2 separate regions of the Homo sapiens genome follow, and region 2 is linked to region 1. A link is an interaction called in ENCODE POLR2A ChIA-PET data of the cell type or tissue named here. Cell type or tissue: Panc1. All regions are shown on one strand.

Region 1 (8,000 bases):
GCAATTCTCCTGCCTCAGCCTCCTGAGTAGCTGGGATTACAGGCACGCACCACCACACCCAGCTAATTTTTGTATTTTTAGTAGAGATGGGGTTTCACTGTGTTTCCCAGGCTGGTCTCGAACTCCTGACCTCGTGATCCACCTGCCTCGGCCTCCCAAAGTACTGGGATTACAAGCGTGAGCCACCATGCCCGGCACAAGGGAACTTTATGTATGCTATCATCCATCTCACGTGGCTTCAGTTTAAACATTTGCTCTACAAAAAGATGGGCATAGTGGCTGCTCTCTCTGTTTAAAGATGTGAAGGATGTACAGCCCTGATACTTCCCAGAAGGGTCTGTAAGAGACACCGTGACTTTGGCCTTGCCCTTGCCCTACATTGCTTTTAGCCTTGAAATTTTGACTCAGCAATATCAGAGCCCTAAAATGTGCTGGATATTTTCAAATATGTTACTTGATTTTACTCTCTGTATTAGTTTCCTGAGGCTGCCAACCACAAACTTGGTAGCTTAAAACAGCAAACATTTATTGTCTCACAGTTCTGGAGGCTAGAAGTCCAAAATTCACTTATTGGCAGAACTGTCCTCTCTCTGGAGGCACTAGGAGAGAATCTGTACCTTGCCTCTTCCAGCTTCTGGCTGCTGCCACAGCATTCCTGAGCTTGTGGTCATTTTTATTTATTTAATTTTTTAATTTTTTGAGGCAGGGTCTCACTCTATCTCCCAGCCTGAGTGCAGTGTGATCATGGCTCACTGCAGCCTCGAACTTCCAGGCTAATGCAATCCTCCCACCTCAGCCTGCCAAGTAGCTGGGACTACAGCTGTGCGCCACCATGCCTTGCTATTTATTTATTAATAGAGATGGGATCTCGCTATGTTGCTTAGGCTGGTCTCGAATTCCTGGATGCAAGTGATCCTCCCCCTCAGCCTCCCACAGTGTTGGGATACAGGTGTGAGCCACTGTACCTGGCCTCTTATAAGGATTTATAAGGAAAGATTGTCTCTGGATTTAGGATCCACCCAGATAATACAGGAGAATCTCCTCATCTTCAAATCTTTAACTTAATTACGTCTGCAAAAATTCTTTTTCCAAATAAGGTAACATCTATAGATTCTGGGGATTATGAGGTGGACATAGCATTTGGGGGACCACCATTCAACCCACTGCACTCTCACAACCTTGTGGAGCAGATCCCCTTTCAAGAACTCCCCCAGAGTTTCTTGCTTAAGAACACTGTAATAGATGAGCTGCCATTCAAAGTAAGGTCTCGGACAGTCGCAGTGGCTCACACCTGTAATCCCGGCACTTTGGGAGGCTGAGGCAGGTGGATCACTTGAGGTCAGGAGTTCGAGACCAGCCTGGCGAACACGGTGAAACCCGTCTCTACTAAAAATACAAAAAAAAAAAAAAAAAAATTAGCCGGGCATGGTGACAAGCGCCTGTAATCCCAGCTACTCGGGAGGCTGAGGCATGAGAATCGCTTGAATCTGAGAGGTGGAAGTTGCAGTGAGCGGAGATCGTGCCACTGCACTCCAGCCTGAGTGACAGAGCGAGACTCCGTCTCACAAAAAAACAAAGTAGGGTCTCTGGTCGAATTCCAGTGCTCCTTCAATTATGCCACACCTTGTTGACATCGCCATAGAACAGTAATAATACGGACATACCTCATTTTATTGCATTTGCTTTATTGTGCTTCACAGATATTGCCTATTTTATAAATGGAAAGTTTGTGGCAACTGTGTTTTGAGCAAGTCTACAGGTGCCGTTGTTCCAGTAGCATATGCTCGCTTGAAGTCTCTGTGTCACATTTTGGTAGTTTTCACAATATTTCAACCCTTTTCATTATTTTATATCTGTTATGGTGATCCGTGATCAGTGATTTTTGATGTCCCTATTCTAATTATTTGGGGCCACCACAAACAACATCCATATAAGACGGAAAACACAATAAATAAATGTGTGTGTTCTGACTGTCCCACTGACTGGCAATGCCCTGTCTCCCTCCCTCTCTTCAGGCCTCCCTATTCCTTGAGATACAACAATATTGAAATTCCCTGACACAAAATAATATTGAACAGTTAATAGCCCTACATAATGGCCTCTAAGTGCTCAAGTGAAAGGAAGAGTCCCAGGCCAGGCATGGTAGCTTGCGCCTGTAATATCAGCAATTTGGGAGGCTAAGACTGGAGGATTGCTTGAGCTCAGGAGTTTGGACCAGCCTGGGCAACATAGTGAGACAAAAAATAAAATTAGCTGGGCGTGGTGGCACATGCCTGTGGTCCCAGCTACTTGGGAGGTTGAGGTGGGTGGGTCATGTGAGCCCAAGAAGTTGAGGCTACAGTGAGCTGAGATTGTGCCATTGCACTACAGCCTGGGCAACACAGCAGATCCCCATCTCCAAAAAAATAAAAATAAACAAAGGAAGAGTCCCACATCTCCTACTTTAAATCAAAAGTTGGAAATGATTGGCTGGACGCGGTGGCTCATGCCTATCATCCCAACATTTTGGGAGGCCAAGGTGGGAGGCCTGCTTGAGCCCAGGAGTTGGAGACCAGCCTGGGAAACAAGGCAAGACCCCATCTCTACAAAATTTTAAAAATTAGTTGGGTGTGGTGGCACACACCTGTGGTCCCAGCTACTCAGGAGGTTGAAATGGGAGGATTGCTTGAGCCCAGGAGGTCGAGGCTGCAGTGAGCCATGATTGCGCCACTGCACTCCAGCCTGAGCAACAGGGCAAGACCCTGTCTCAAAAAATATGTAAAAATGAAAGAAAGAAAGGAAGAATCAATTGATGTGGCAAACTTCTCTGTTGTTTTATTTTATAAAATTGCCACAGTCACTCCAACCTTCAGCAACCACCATCCTGATCAGTCAGCAGCCATCAACATGGAGGAAGAGCCTCCACCAGCAAGAAGATTATGATTCAGTGAAGGTTCAGATGATGGTTGGCATTTTTAACAATAAAGTATTCTTAAATTAAGGTATATGCATTGTTTTTTAGACATAATGCCACTGTGTACTTAATAGATTATAGTATAGGCTGGGTCCAGTGGCCTGTAATCCCAACACTTTGGGAGGCCAAGGCAGGAAGGTTGCTTGAACCCAGGAGCTCAAGACCAGCCTGGGCATCATAATGAGACCTCGTCTCTCCGAAGATCAGAAAACTAGCTGGTCATGGTGGCTTGCATCTGTAGTGCCAGCTACTGGGGGCACTGAGGTGGGAGAATCACCTGAGCCCAGGAGGTCAAGGCTGCAGTGAGCCATGAACCCCAAGCCACTACACTTCAGCTTCAGTGAGTATAGTATAGTGCAAACATAACTTTTGTACGCAATAGGAAACCAAAAAATTCATGTGCCTTACTTTATTGTGATATTCGCTTTATCGTGATGGTCTAAAACTGAACTCACAGTATCTGTGAGATATGCCTGGACTAATATCCAATGTTGATTGAGCTTTTTCTAAGTCCCAGGTGCTGCCACAAGTACTTTTTATTCCATTTTATTTATTTATTTATTTATTTATTTATTTATTTTTGAGACTGAGTCTCGCTTTGTTGCCCAGGGTGGAGTGCAGTGGCACAATCTCGTCTCACAGCATCCTCTGCCTCCCAAGTGATTCTCCTGCCTTAGCTTCCTGAGTAGCTGGTATTACAGGTGCCTGACACCACATCCAGCTAATTTTTTTTGTATTTTTTGTAGAGACAGGTTTCTTTGCCATGTTGCCTGGGCTGGTCTCAAACTCCTGGCCTCAAGTGATCCACCCGCCTTGGCCTCCCAAAGTGCTGGGATTACAGGCATGAGCCACCACACCTGGCCTTTTTTCTTTTTTTTTTTTTTGAGACAGTGTCTCACTTTGTTGCATAGGCTGGAGTACAGTGGTGTGATCACAGCTCACTGCAGCCTCAACCTGCGCTCAAGTCATCCTCTCATCTCAGTCCCCCGAGTAGCTGGGACTACAGGCCGGTACAACCATGCCTGGCTAATTTAAAATTTTTTGTTGAGACAAGGTCTTATTATGTTGCCCAGGCAACATAATAATAGTGAATTTGAGCTCAAGTGAGCTCAAGTGATCTGCCCACCTAGGCCTCCCAAAGCACTGGGATTACACGCATGAGCCACCGTGCCCAGCCAGGTCTTTTTAAAATATCTCCATGTCTCTGTTCCATATATTCAATCTTTCCACTAGCTTCTTTAACACATACAATAGGGTTACAACCACTGTTTTAAGTCTTTGCCTACTATTTCTACCATCTCTGGTTTTGTTTATCATCTATCATCATAATTTCTGGATCAGTTTCTACCGATTAATTATTTTCCTCCTGTGGGCTGTATTTTTCCACTTTTTTTGCAAGCATTATAGTCCTAGACAAACTCCTCAGCTTTTTTTATAGGCATGGTTAAGTAACTTGAAAAGTTTGATTCTTTCACTGCTTGCTTCTTTTTTTTTTTCTTTTTCTTTTTTTTTTTTTTTTTTGAGACAGAGTCTCACTCTGTCGCCCAGGCTGGAGTGCAGTGGTGTGATTTCAGCTCACTGCAACCTCTGCCGCCTGGGTTCAAATGACTCTCCTGCCTCAGCCTGCCAGGTAACAGAGGTTACAGGCATGGGCCACCACTCCTGGCTAATTTTTTGTATTTTTATTAGAGATAGGGTTTCACTATGTAGGCCAGGCTGGTCTCAAACTCCTGACCTCAAATGATCCGCCCACCTCAGCCTCCCAACGTGCTGGGATTACAGGTGTGAGCCACCGCGCCCGGCCCTGCTTGCTTTTAAGCTTTAAGTAGAACCAGAACAGTATTTAATTTAGGGTAAATTTTCTCCACTGCTAATGCAAGACCTTTTTACTCTGAGTCCCTGTGAATTATAAGGTCTTTCTCTCTGGCTGTTGGGAATATGCACTTTTCCTGGTCCTGATCTCTGGACACTGTTCCTACTAATCTTTTCTCTACCCAGCTTTGGGTGGTTTCCTCGCATATGTGCACTGATGAGTACGGCACTGAATACTCAAGAGGGACCTCATGCAGATCTCCAGAGTCTTCTCTCTGTGGAGTCCTCTCTTCTCTGATACTCTGCCTTGAAACTCTTGTTGTTTGGCTTCCTGGGATTCCCAGATCTTTCTCTTCAATTCAAGGTAACTCCCAGTCTCTGCCTGGGTTCCCCTCCCTGCACCAGGCCTTGAATATCTTCTCCAGTCAGCAAGCTGGAGTAATCATAGGACCTATCTCATTTGCTCCCTGTCTCTGAGTTCCTTGTCCTTAGTTGCCTAATGTACAATGTGTTGAGATCTGTTGTTTCACATATTTTGTCCAGTTTTTCGTTGTTTCAGGTAGAAGGGTAAATCCAGTGTCTGTTACTCCATTTTGCCCAAAAAGGGACATCTCTAGGGATATTTATCACAATTGCTTTGAAGTTCTGCTCTCCATATCCTCTTTCCTCCAAGAAACATTCTGTTATTTTTGTTTCTTCCTATTATTTAATTTAATTAATTAATCTATTTATTTATTTATTTATTTATTTATTTTTGAGACAGGATCTCACTCTGTCACCCAAGCTGGAGTGCAGTGGTGTGATCTCAGCTCACTGCAGCCTCCACCTCCTGGGCTCAAGCAATCCTCGTGGCTCAGGCTCCCCAGTAGCTGGGACCACAGGCACATGCCACCGTGCCTGGCCATTTGTTTGTTCCTAATTTTAACATTATAAGCTTTCTTCAAATGTCTGTCTCTTGGCTGCGCACAGTGGCTCATGCCTATAATCCCAGCCCTTTGGGAGGCTGATGCGGCAGATCACTTGAGCCCAGGAGTTCAAGACCAGCCTAGGCAACATGGCGAAACCCCATTTCTACTAAAAATAGAAAAATTAGCTAGGCGTAGTGGCACACACCTGTAGTCCCAGCCACTTGGGAGGCTGAGGTGGGAGGATCACCTGAGTCCAGGAGGCAGAGGTTGCAGTGAACCAAGATCATGCCACTGCACTTCAGCCTGGGTGACAGAGTAAGATCCTGTCTCAAAAAAAAAAAAAAAGTAAGTTACTGAAAACAGCAAAAGAGCTGATTTGAACCTCTGTATAGGTATAGCAGAGCTTGCCGGTTACATCTCTAATATTCACTTTCTCCCTCTCTCTTAAAGAACACAATTGTGTGGAGATGGTATTATGCCCAGCACACACACACACAAACAAACACAAAAGCAATTACATTTTCCAGTCTCTCTTGTATACTGTGTAGAGGTGTGGCCATATGTCACAATTCTAGCCAACAAAATGTAAACAGATGTCATTGGTTGGGACTTCTGGGGAAGTCCCTTAAAATGAAGTGTATCTATTTTCTATTAGTGAATGACAAACCACTCCAAAACATAGAGGGGTTTTATTTATTTATTTTTCATTTTTCTATTTCAAACTACAATCATCAATAGAACAGAGAGGTTTAAAACATCATTATTTACTCATGATTCTGCAATTCGGGCAGGTCTCCACTGAGCAATCCTGGGGTCACTCACTCGGCTGGGTCATCTGGTAGTTCATTTGGGGCTTGATAGCCTCCTCTATTCCCCCTCTCATAACCTCTCCAGTGGAATTGCCTGGTTTTCTTTTATGGCAGTGGAAGCATTCCAAGAGAGCAAGGCCCATGCACAAATGCTTATGAAGCCTTGGCTTGTGTCATATTTGTTGATGTCCCATTGGCAAACAAGTCACATCACCAAGCCCAAAGTCAAAGTCGCAGAGGGCTATGCGGTTCTATCATTGAGCAGTGAAGCAGCCTACAGCTACTCTGGGAAGCATTCGTGTCGCCAGATGTGGAGGCAACCCTGGAGTTGGTGAAGGAGGCAGTTTTTTGGTAAGCCTGGAAGTAGTTGTAACACCACTTGCTCGATATGGGACCCTCTTAGGACATACCAAAGGTCTTGTGCTCAGAACAATCACATAGAATAGCAAGTTGGGAACTTTTCTATATATAATCCTCAAGCCTTTAGTTAAATGTTGATGCATATTATCCCTGGCATTAGCATGGTGTGTCCATGCTCAGACCAAAGTAATAAAGAGGAAAAAAAATCCCACCAGTAACGTCCATTGATGGTAGTTCTACATAGACCCTAGGAAAATCATGATCCGGGAAATGCAGCAATTTGAACAATGGGCCAAGTGGTACTGATTAGCCTGGAGCAAGGTAATGATTTAAAAAAAAAAAAAGGCTGGAACAAAGAATGATTCACACTACAAGTACACCACCACCAATCCCAAGGACTCCCAGAAGCAGCTGAAAAAGACTTTGATGGAGAGGGAAGTCAAAGTTCTTAGGCCAAGTAGATATGGACTTAGTGCATCAAGTAAGTTTGGATCAATATCAAAGTAAAAAAGGGAGACTGTTGTAGACTAAGAGACTAAAGCTGTTTTTCTCAAATTTTGATGAATTTTAGAAATGCCTGAGGAAGATTTTTAAAACCCAATGGTCAGACCACACCCAAAACAGTTAAATTAAGGTCTCTAGGGATGGAGCCCATATTTCTTAAGGCTACTTGACTGATTGATTCCAAAATGTGACCAAGGTGAGAATCTCTGAACTGAAGAAAACCTAACAACCAAGTGTAATGCATGAACTTTGATTGGACTTTTTAAAAAGACCATAAAATACATTTGTGGAACAATTGTCAAAATAGATAATACATTACATGTAATATTTTAGATTTGTTAATTTTTTTTCTTTTTTTGAGACAGAGCCTCTCTCTGTTGCCCAGGCTGGAGTGCAATGGCACGATCTTGGCTCACTGCAACCTCCACCTCCCAGGTTCAAGCAATTCTCCTGCCTCAGCCTCCCAGGTAGAGGGCACTACAGGCACACACCACCATGCCTGGCTAATTTTTGTATTTTTAGTAGAGATGGGGTTTCACTATATGGCCAGGCTGGTCTCAAATTCCTGACCTCAAGTGATCCACAAGCCTCGGCCTCCCAAAGTGCTGGGATTACAGGCGTGAGCCACCATGCCCAGCCTAGATTTGTTAATTT
Region 2 (8,000 bases), 350 kb after region 1:
TTGATTCTCAGCCTGGGATTCATGGTACTTGTGGAGAGTACAGATGAACACACAAATGACCATGCCCTTCATTTGATTCAGTAGAGGGGTGGTATGAGCTTTCGTTCTCACATCTTCTCCTTCAATAATCTCATTAACTCCCAGTGCTTCATTTACCATTTCTACGTGAAATAGTCTCACATTGTACATTTTTAGACACTATCTCCCTACTGAAAGCCAAGCATCTAAAGCATACTGCTGGGAGAAGACAAGCAGGGAGCTAGGTAAGTAGATAGGGAACTGGAAGTCTGGCAGCAGAATTCCAAGTGTTTGGTCCCCAAATCCAGGACCAGGACTCTAATTCCAAGGAGACTGGTGAGAGAAAAGAATAATGGGAGTCTTTAAAGAATCAAAGTACAAAAACTTGTACTTTGACAGGGACTTGACCAAAAGGAACCAAGCAAGAGCCAATTCTAAAAAGAATTGGGGGGCCAGGTCGAGCGCAGTGGCTCACACCTGTAATACCAGCACTTTGGGAGGCCGAAGTGGAAGGATCACTTGAGGTCAGGAGTTCAAGACCAGCTGGGCAGCACGGTGAAACCCCGCCTCTACTAAAAATACAAAAAATTAGCCAAGTGTGGTGGTGGGCACCTTTAATCCCAGATACTTGGGAGGCTGAGGCAGGAGAATCACTTGAATCCGGGAGGCGGAGGCTGCAGTAAGCCGAGATGGCGCCATTGCACTCCAGCCTGGGCAACAGGACTGAGACTCCGTCTCAAACAAACAAACAAAAACACACAACCACACAAAACAACTGGGGGCCAAAGTCAGACGGGGACTAGCTTTAAGGCTGACTTGATGCCGACTCCCAGAAGCCTGGATCAGGCTCTTAAATCTCATACCACGTCATCCCCGTTACATGCAGGATGACTTCACAGAACCCGTCATAAGGCACTAGAGGACAGAGCTCAGCAGGGCTTCACAGCTCGGCGTGTCTGTGCCCTGCTTGCCTAGCAAGTTGAAAGCATGTGATAAGCTGAAAGGATGCAGACCAGACACTCCTAACACTTTTTGGGTCACTCACTGAGAGACCAAATAGCCATTTCTCCCTTCACCCTTGTTACAGAATTCATATTTTGTTCAGAGGACTGGTGGAGATCTGATGTTATCAGGGAAGGTAAATCCCCTCCCTTTGCCCCAGGGGCTGAATCAAAAGCAATTATACAAATCCCATTCCTCATTGATGGGAATGATCTAGAGGTGGGCATGTGACCTATTGCTAGCCAAAAAAAACATAAGGGGTTTTCTGAGGGAAAGTGCCTGATTTTCCTGGTGACATGCTTGAGCCACTGAAAGAATGCTGAAACTTCCAGCCTCTTACTTTGCTAAATGAATATCAAAGTCCTTGTGATTTAAGTCACTATTAGTCAGATTCTCTGTTAACTGCAGCTAAAAGTTCTCCTGACCTGCTGACCCACTTGATAATCAGATTAAAACTGTGAGTCCTATATCCTGCAACCTCTATTATATGGGTACATAGAGTATTTTGCCTATAATTTTTTAAGGTTCACAGACTTCAGATCAAGAATCCTTATGCAAGACCAGTAGTCCTCAAAAAGTGGTCCCCATACCAGCAGCATGAGCATCATCTAGGAGCTTGTTACACGTGTATCTTCTCCAGCCCTACCCCAGATCTACTGAATCACAATCTCTGGGAATGGGAGCCAGGAGTGGTGGCATGCACCTGTAATCCCAGCACTTTGGGAGGCTGAGGTGGGCGGATCACTTGAGATCAGGAGTTGCAGACCAGCCTGGCCAACATGGTGAAACCTCGTCTGTACTAAAAACACAAAAATTAGCTGGGCATGGTGGTGTGTACCTGTAATCCCAGCTACTCGGGAGGCTGAGGCAGGAGAATCACTTGAACCCAGAAAGCGGAGGTTGCAGTGAGCCAAGATTGTGCCATTGCACTCCAGCCTGGGTAAAAGAGTGAGACTTTGTCTCAAATAAAAAGAAACACTGGGAGAAACTGGGGATGGGGCCCAACAATGTATATTTTACAGACTAATGATACGATTCATGATAAAATCTGAGGACCACTGCTTTGAGCCCAGCATTATTCAATAGAACTTCCTGTGATAATAGAAATGTTTACATCTGTGCTGTCCAGTATGGTTTCCACTAGCAACATATGTCTACTGAGCACTTGTGGCTAGTACAACTCAGAAACTGAATTTTTAATTTTACTTGGTTTTAATTTATTAAAATTTAAATAACTGCCTATGGCTAATGACTACTGTATTGGACAGTGCAGCTCTAGATAACTTGGTTTTATTAAAATTTAAATAACTGCCTATGGCTAATGACTACTGTATTGGACAGTGCAGCTCTAGATAAACATAAGGTATTTTATATTATCAGATAACTCCTGGTACTGAACTACAAAATAAAGAAGTGGTTCTCAAACTTCAGTATGCATCAGAATCACCGGAAAGCTTGGTAAAACACAGACTGAAGGCTCCCAGCCTAGAATTTGTGATTCAGTAGCTCTGGCTTGGGGGCCTGAGAATTTGCATTTCTCAGGGGATCTTACGTGATGTTGGTGCTGTTGGTCCAGGGATGGCACTTTGAGAACTACTGAAATAAGGAAAACTTGCTGTCTTCCTATAACCTGTACCTTGGGCCCAGCAGGTGCTTATTATTGAAAGAATGATGGCTACCCTCTAATAAAGGAACACTTTTGGAAGTGTCTACTGTGTTCCAGAGACCATGATTACCTCCTCATAATCATCAGGTGGCAGGCTGTACGTTTTGAAAGAGATTCACAGAAAGGTTTGCTCAAGGCACTCAAGTCTTATTGCTTACTTCTCTGTATTTTAAAGTATTAATTCATAAATTGTTTAGATCTAGGCAAGTTTGTGAAAGAATATGTGATACTAGTACAGACCATATGTACTGTACTGTATCATATCATATGTATTGTATCATATATGACATATATATTATATATATATACATACAGAATTGCTGAAAACTAAAATGTTCAAGAGTTAAAAAGGCTTTTGACACTGCAATGGTGGCATGAACGACAACAGGACTGGTCATCTGGAGTGGGGGCTAGGCTTTCTCTAACACCACAAAGGAAATCATCTATGCCAAAGACCTGGTCTGGACAGCAATACAGCTTTCAAGCATTAATGGGAAAGGCAAGAATCAAGGACAAACACACAGGGGACTTTTCTGAAGGTCAAAAAAGCAACAATAAATACCAAACCCAGAAAAGCTTTTAAATCTGACCTTTTCCTGTGCTGAAGCCATTCGCCTTCCAGCATCTTCAATCTAATAGACTGAAGTGGGCTGAAATGGCTCTTAGGAGAGAACTGGGGCTAGTCTTTTCCTTAATGCTGCCTCTTCACCACTACTCAAGCAGCAGCAGCATTACTGGTAATTACATCATTATACCATAATGGAACACATGCGGTGCAAGTGAAACAGCCTGGCGGCTCCCCAGTTGAGGAGAGAAGAAAAGGACTCCACTTTCACTGTTCAATTTCTATTAACTCTCTAGGTTCTGGCTTATTTTCAAAGGCAAACCACCTTTATGACATTTCACAATCTTAAAACAGAGACCACAGACGTGGAGCTTACTTAAAGATCAGGAGTGAAGTTAATGCATTAGTGTAATAGAGATCCTCCACGGGAATAGGGATTAGGAGATGTGGGTCCAGTTCTGGCTTTGCTAAAAGCACTTTATGTGACTTGAGGGAAACCATATTTACATCTTTTAGGTTTCAGTTTCCTCATCTATAAACAACAGCAAAGTTTCTGGGCAGGGGATCCCAAAACGTCCCTGTGGGCAATTTGAGATTGGCACGAATGATCACAAGAGCTCTCCCACCCAACTGTAACCTTCTGTTATCAAAAAAGATTCCATGAACAGGAGAGACAGGAGTGAAATAGTATTTGGAAGGCCAACTCTATTTGATCTTCACCAGTTAACCAGATGAGAATTCTTGCCTCTACTCTGACCCATGTATCAGTGTCAGGTCATCTTTATCAACATCCACAGCAACATTTCAAGAGACCAAGCTCAGGCGGGGCATGATGGCGCATGCCTGTAATCCCAGTGCTTTAAGAGGCTGAGACAGTAACATCACTTGAGCCCAGGAGTCCGAGGCTATAGTGAGCTATGATTGCGCCACCGCTCTTCAGCCTGGGAAACAGAGAGAGACCCTGTCTCACTTAAAAAAAAAAAAAAAAAAAAAAAAGACCAAGCTCAGAACTCATTAAATGATCACAGGTCTTCTCAGAGAGAGAAAGTACACAGAAGTACCAAGTATACTGAGATTAAAATGAGGCAACTGAGGTTCTTGATGTCACAAACTCCTTATAGGACCCTGGCTGGGTCAGTCACTTAACCTTAGCCAACTCATCTTTAAGACACAGTGGCTGGGTGTGGTGGCTCGTGGCTCATGCCTGTAATCCCAGCCCTTTGGAAGGCCGAGGCAGGTGGATCACTTGAGGTCAGGAGTTCAAGACCAGACTGGCCAACATGGTGAAAGCCCGTCTCTAATAAAAATACAAAAATTAGCTGGGTGTGGTGGTGTGTGCCTGTAATCCCAGCTACTCAGGAGGCTGAAGCAGGAGAATCACTGGAACCTGGGAAGTGGTGGTTGCAGTAAGCCAAGATCATGTCACTGCACTCTAGCCTGGGTGAAAGAGCAAGACTCCATCTCAAAAAAAAAGAAAAAAAAAAAAAAGACACAGTGGTGGAAGGGGTGATGTTTAGAAATTAGACCCCTTCAGCTCAAGCAGTTTATGATTTTGTTATCTCTGTACAAGTTTCAAATGCTACTACTGGATATTGGGGCACTTGAGGGTGAGAGGTTAGTACTAACAACATGGTAACAATGCCAAATCCTGCAAGACAGAAATGTTTATGTTTTCTTATAGTATTCTTAAGGTTTTCTCACATGCAAGGAAAAAAATATTACCTATAGCAGACCTCAAGAATCAAAACATGCAAAACTACATATTAATTGTTTCATATCTCAGAATCTTCCCTTTTTAGCATCCCAAAAGAAAGTCAAATTATGTTCTTTCTGGTTGTCTTCTGGTCCACCTATAGTAGGTATAAGACTTTGGTTTTGAGCAATTAAGTTAGCCTAGATACCATGAATGACACTCCCAAAGAAAACAACTTAAAAGCTAAATAAAATATTCTTAAATAGTAATTTTGAAAATGAGTCATGCTGTCAAGAAGTAAGGAATCTGTAGAGAACAAAAGTTAAATGAAAGCAGGTGGAAGCAACCTGAATATTCACTGACAAAGAGTGGATTAAAAAATGTGGTTTATAGATACAATGGAATATGATTTCAGCCTTAAAAGGAATGGCATTCTGAAATGTTACAATATGGATGAATTTTGAAGACTTACGCTAAGTGAAATAAGCTGGTCACAAAAGGACAAATACTGTATGATCCCATTTATATAACATACCTAGAATCAAATTCATAAGGACAAAAAGTAGAACAATGGTTGCCAGGGATTAGGGGTTGGTGAGTAGGGGGTAATAGGGAGTTTCTGTTTAATGGGTACACAGTTCCAGTTTTGTAAGATGAGAAGTTCTGGAGATGGATGGTGGTGATGGTCATGCAACAATGTGAATGTATTTAATGCCACTGAATTGTTCACTTAAAAATAATTTTGATGTTATATATGTTTCATTCACCACAATAAAAAAAATAAGTGAAAGCAGAAATTCTGGAAAGAAAGAGAGCACTAAAACCATTTTTTGCCCTGAGGTTATTTATGTAACAAACACTAGTGACAATTGTGATGACTGTTTCAAGTGTGGGCAATACATCTACAGCACTGAAAGGAACCATAAAAAAACTGACCTGTCTTGACCACTAGAAAAGAAGTAATGTCTTTTGGTTCCAAAAGCAATGGCAACAAAAGCCAAAATTGACAAATGGGATCTAACTAAACTAAAGAGCTTCTGTACAGCAAAAGACACTACCATCAGAATGAACAGGCAACCTACAGAATGGGAGAAAATTTTTGCAATCTACTCATCTGACAAAGGGCTAATATCCAGAATCTACAAAGAACTCAAACAAATTTACAAGAAAAAAACAAACAACCCCATCAAAAACTGGGCGAAGGATATGAACAGACACTTCTCAAAAGAAGATATTTATGCAGCCAACAGACACTTCTCAAAAGACATTTATGCAGCCAACAGACACATGAAAAAATGCTCATCATCACTGGCCAGACAAATGCAAATCAAAACCACAATGAGATACCATCTCACACCAGTTAGAATGGTGATCATTAAAAAGTCAGGAAACAACAGGTGCTGGAGAGGATGTGGAGAAATAGGAACACTTTTACACTGTTGGTGGGGCTGTAAACTGGTTCAACCATTGTGGAAGACACTGTGGCAATTCCTCAAGGATCTAGAACTAGAAATACCATTTGATCCAGCCATCCCATTACTGGGTATATACCCAAAGGATTATAAATCTTGCTGCTATAAAGACACATGTACATGTATGTTTATTGCGGCACTATTCACAATAGCAAAGACTTGGAACCAACCCAAATGTCCATCAATGATAGACTGGATTAAGAAAATGTGGCACATATACACCATGGAATACTATGCAGCCATAAAAAAGGATGAGTTCATGTCCTTTGTAGGGACATGGATGAAGCTGGAAACCATCATTCTCAGTCAACTATTGCAGGGACAAAAAACCAAACACCGCATGTTCTCACTCATAGGTGGGAATTGAACAATGAGAACACTTGGACACAGGAAGGGGAACATCACACACCGGGGCCTGTTGTGGGGTGGGGGGAGGGGAGAGGGATAGCATTAGGAGATATACCTAATGTAAACGACAAGTTAATGGGTGCAGCACACCAACATGACACATGTACACATATGTAACAAACCTGCATGTTGTGCACATGTACCCTAGAACTTAAAATATAATAATAATAATAATAATAATAATAATAATAATAAAGTGACCAAAAAAAAAAAAAAGAAGTAATGTCTTTCCTAAAAGTCTGTAATCAAAATCTGGCTCTAATGCAAGTTTGTGATCAAATTCATGATACTTCAAGTGAAGATCTAAAAGTAGTCCAGGATTAATAATGTCCTGAGGCTACTGGAGGCAGCAGCCTCTAATCCATTCTGGTAGAATAAATGTTTAACCTAGGCCTCAAATAGCTTCCACAGGTAAAGTCCTAAGGAACACTTGCTGTTAAAAGTAAAACAAAAACATATATGGAAATAAGCCATAATACCATAATGAATGACAGCCAGGAAAAACTGATGACAGAATCGTATCTTCAAAGACTTCACATGTTGGAATTAGAGACAGAATATAAAATTTTTAAGATTTAGAAGAGAAGCTTGAAAAAATTAGCAAACGAGAGTATAAAAAAGAACTAAATACTTTTGAAAACAAACCAAACTGAATGTCCAAAAATGAAAATTACAATTGAAATGAAAAAGTCCATGGTCAAGTTAAACAGATTAAATAGAGCTAAAGAGTTAGTCAACTGGAAGAGCAATCCAAAGAAATTCCATAGAATGTGACCAAGAACTAAAGATATGAAAAAATCAGAGTTTAAGAGACGTGGATGATAGAGTAAGAGGGTCTAACATATATCTAATCTTGTAACTGAAGTTCAATAATTAAATAAGAGAGGATGGAGTATTATTCTATGCCTGCCTTTGGCTGGTATGTTTTCAGAACCATTGAAAGAATACCAAACCGCATATCCAGTAAGCTAAACAAATGTCAAGCAGGATAAATAGAAACCACATATGGTAATGAAATTGAATACCAAAGACAAAAAAGAAGACATTAAAAGAGAAACAAGAGATCACCTGCAGAAGAATGGCAATTAGACTATCAGCTAACTCCTGAACAGCAACAGTGAAATCTAGAAGATCACAGAATAATTTTTCAATGTGCTAAGAAAAAATAACTTTCAA

Evidence for each region. Peaks named below come from ENCODE experiments on the same cell type or tissue, not always from the same donor. Only the 100,000 strongest peaks of a DNase experiment are listed, where the experiment ranks them.
Region 2: POLR2A ChIA-PET joins it to region 1 with 8 read pairs; 2 of 35 experiments call an interaction of 5 or more read pairs at or near these places.

The regions. Positions count from the first base shown.
Region 1 is chr11:78,004,282-78,012,281 of GRCh38, forward strand. No RefSeq gene overlaps it. Among named protein-coding and RNA genes, the nearest start is that of INTS4, 14 kb to the left of the region's middle. In Panc1, no CTCF peak of the experiment used is centred here; no DNase peak of the experiment used is centred here.
Region 2 is chr11:78,351,458-78,359,457 of GRCh38, forward strand. The region is part of intron 1 of GAB2 (GRB2 associated binding protein 2); the gene reads right to left. Among named protein-coding and RNA genes, the nearest start is that of GAB2, 62 kb to the right of the region's middle. RefSeq lists an enhancer at 3,697-3,846. In Panc1, no CTCF peak of the experiment used is centred here; no DNase peak of the experiment used is centred here; H3K27ac peaks cover 1,248 bases.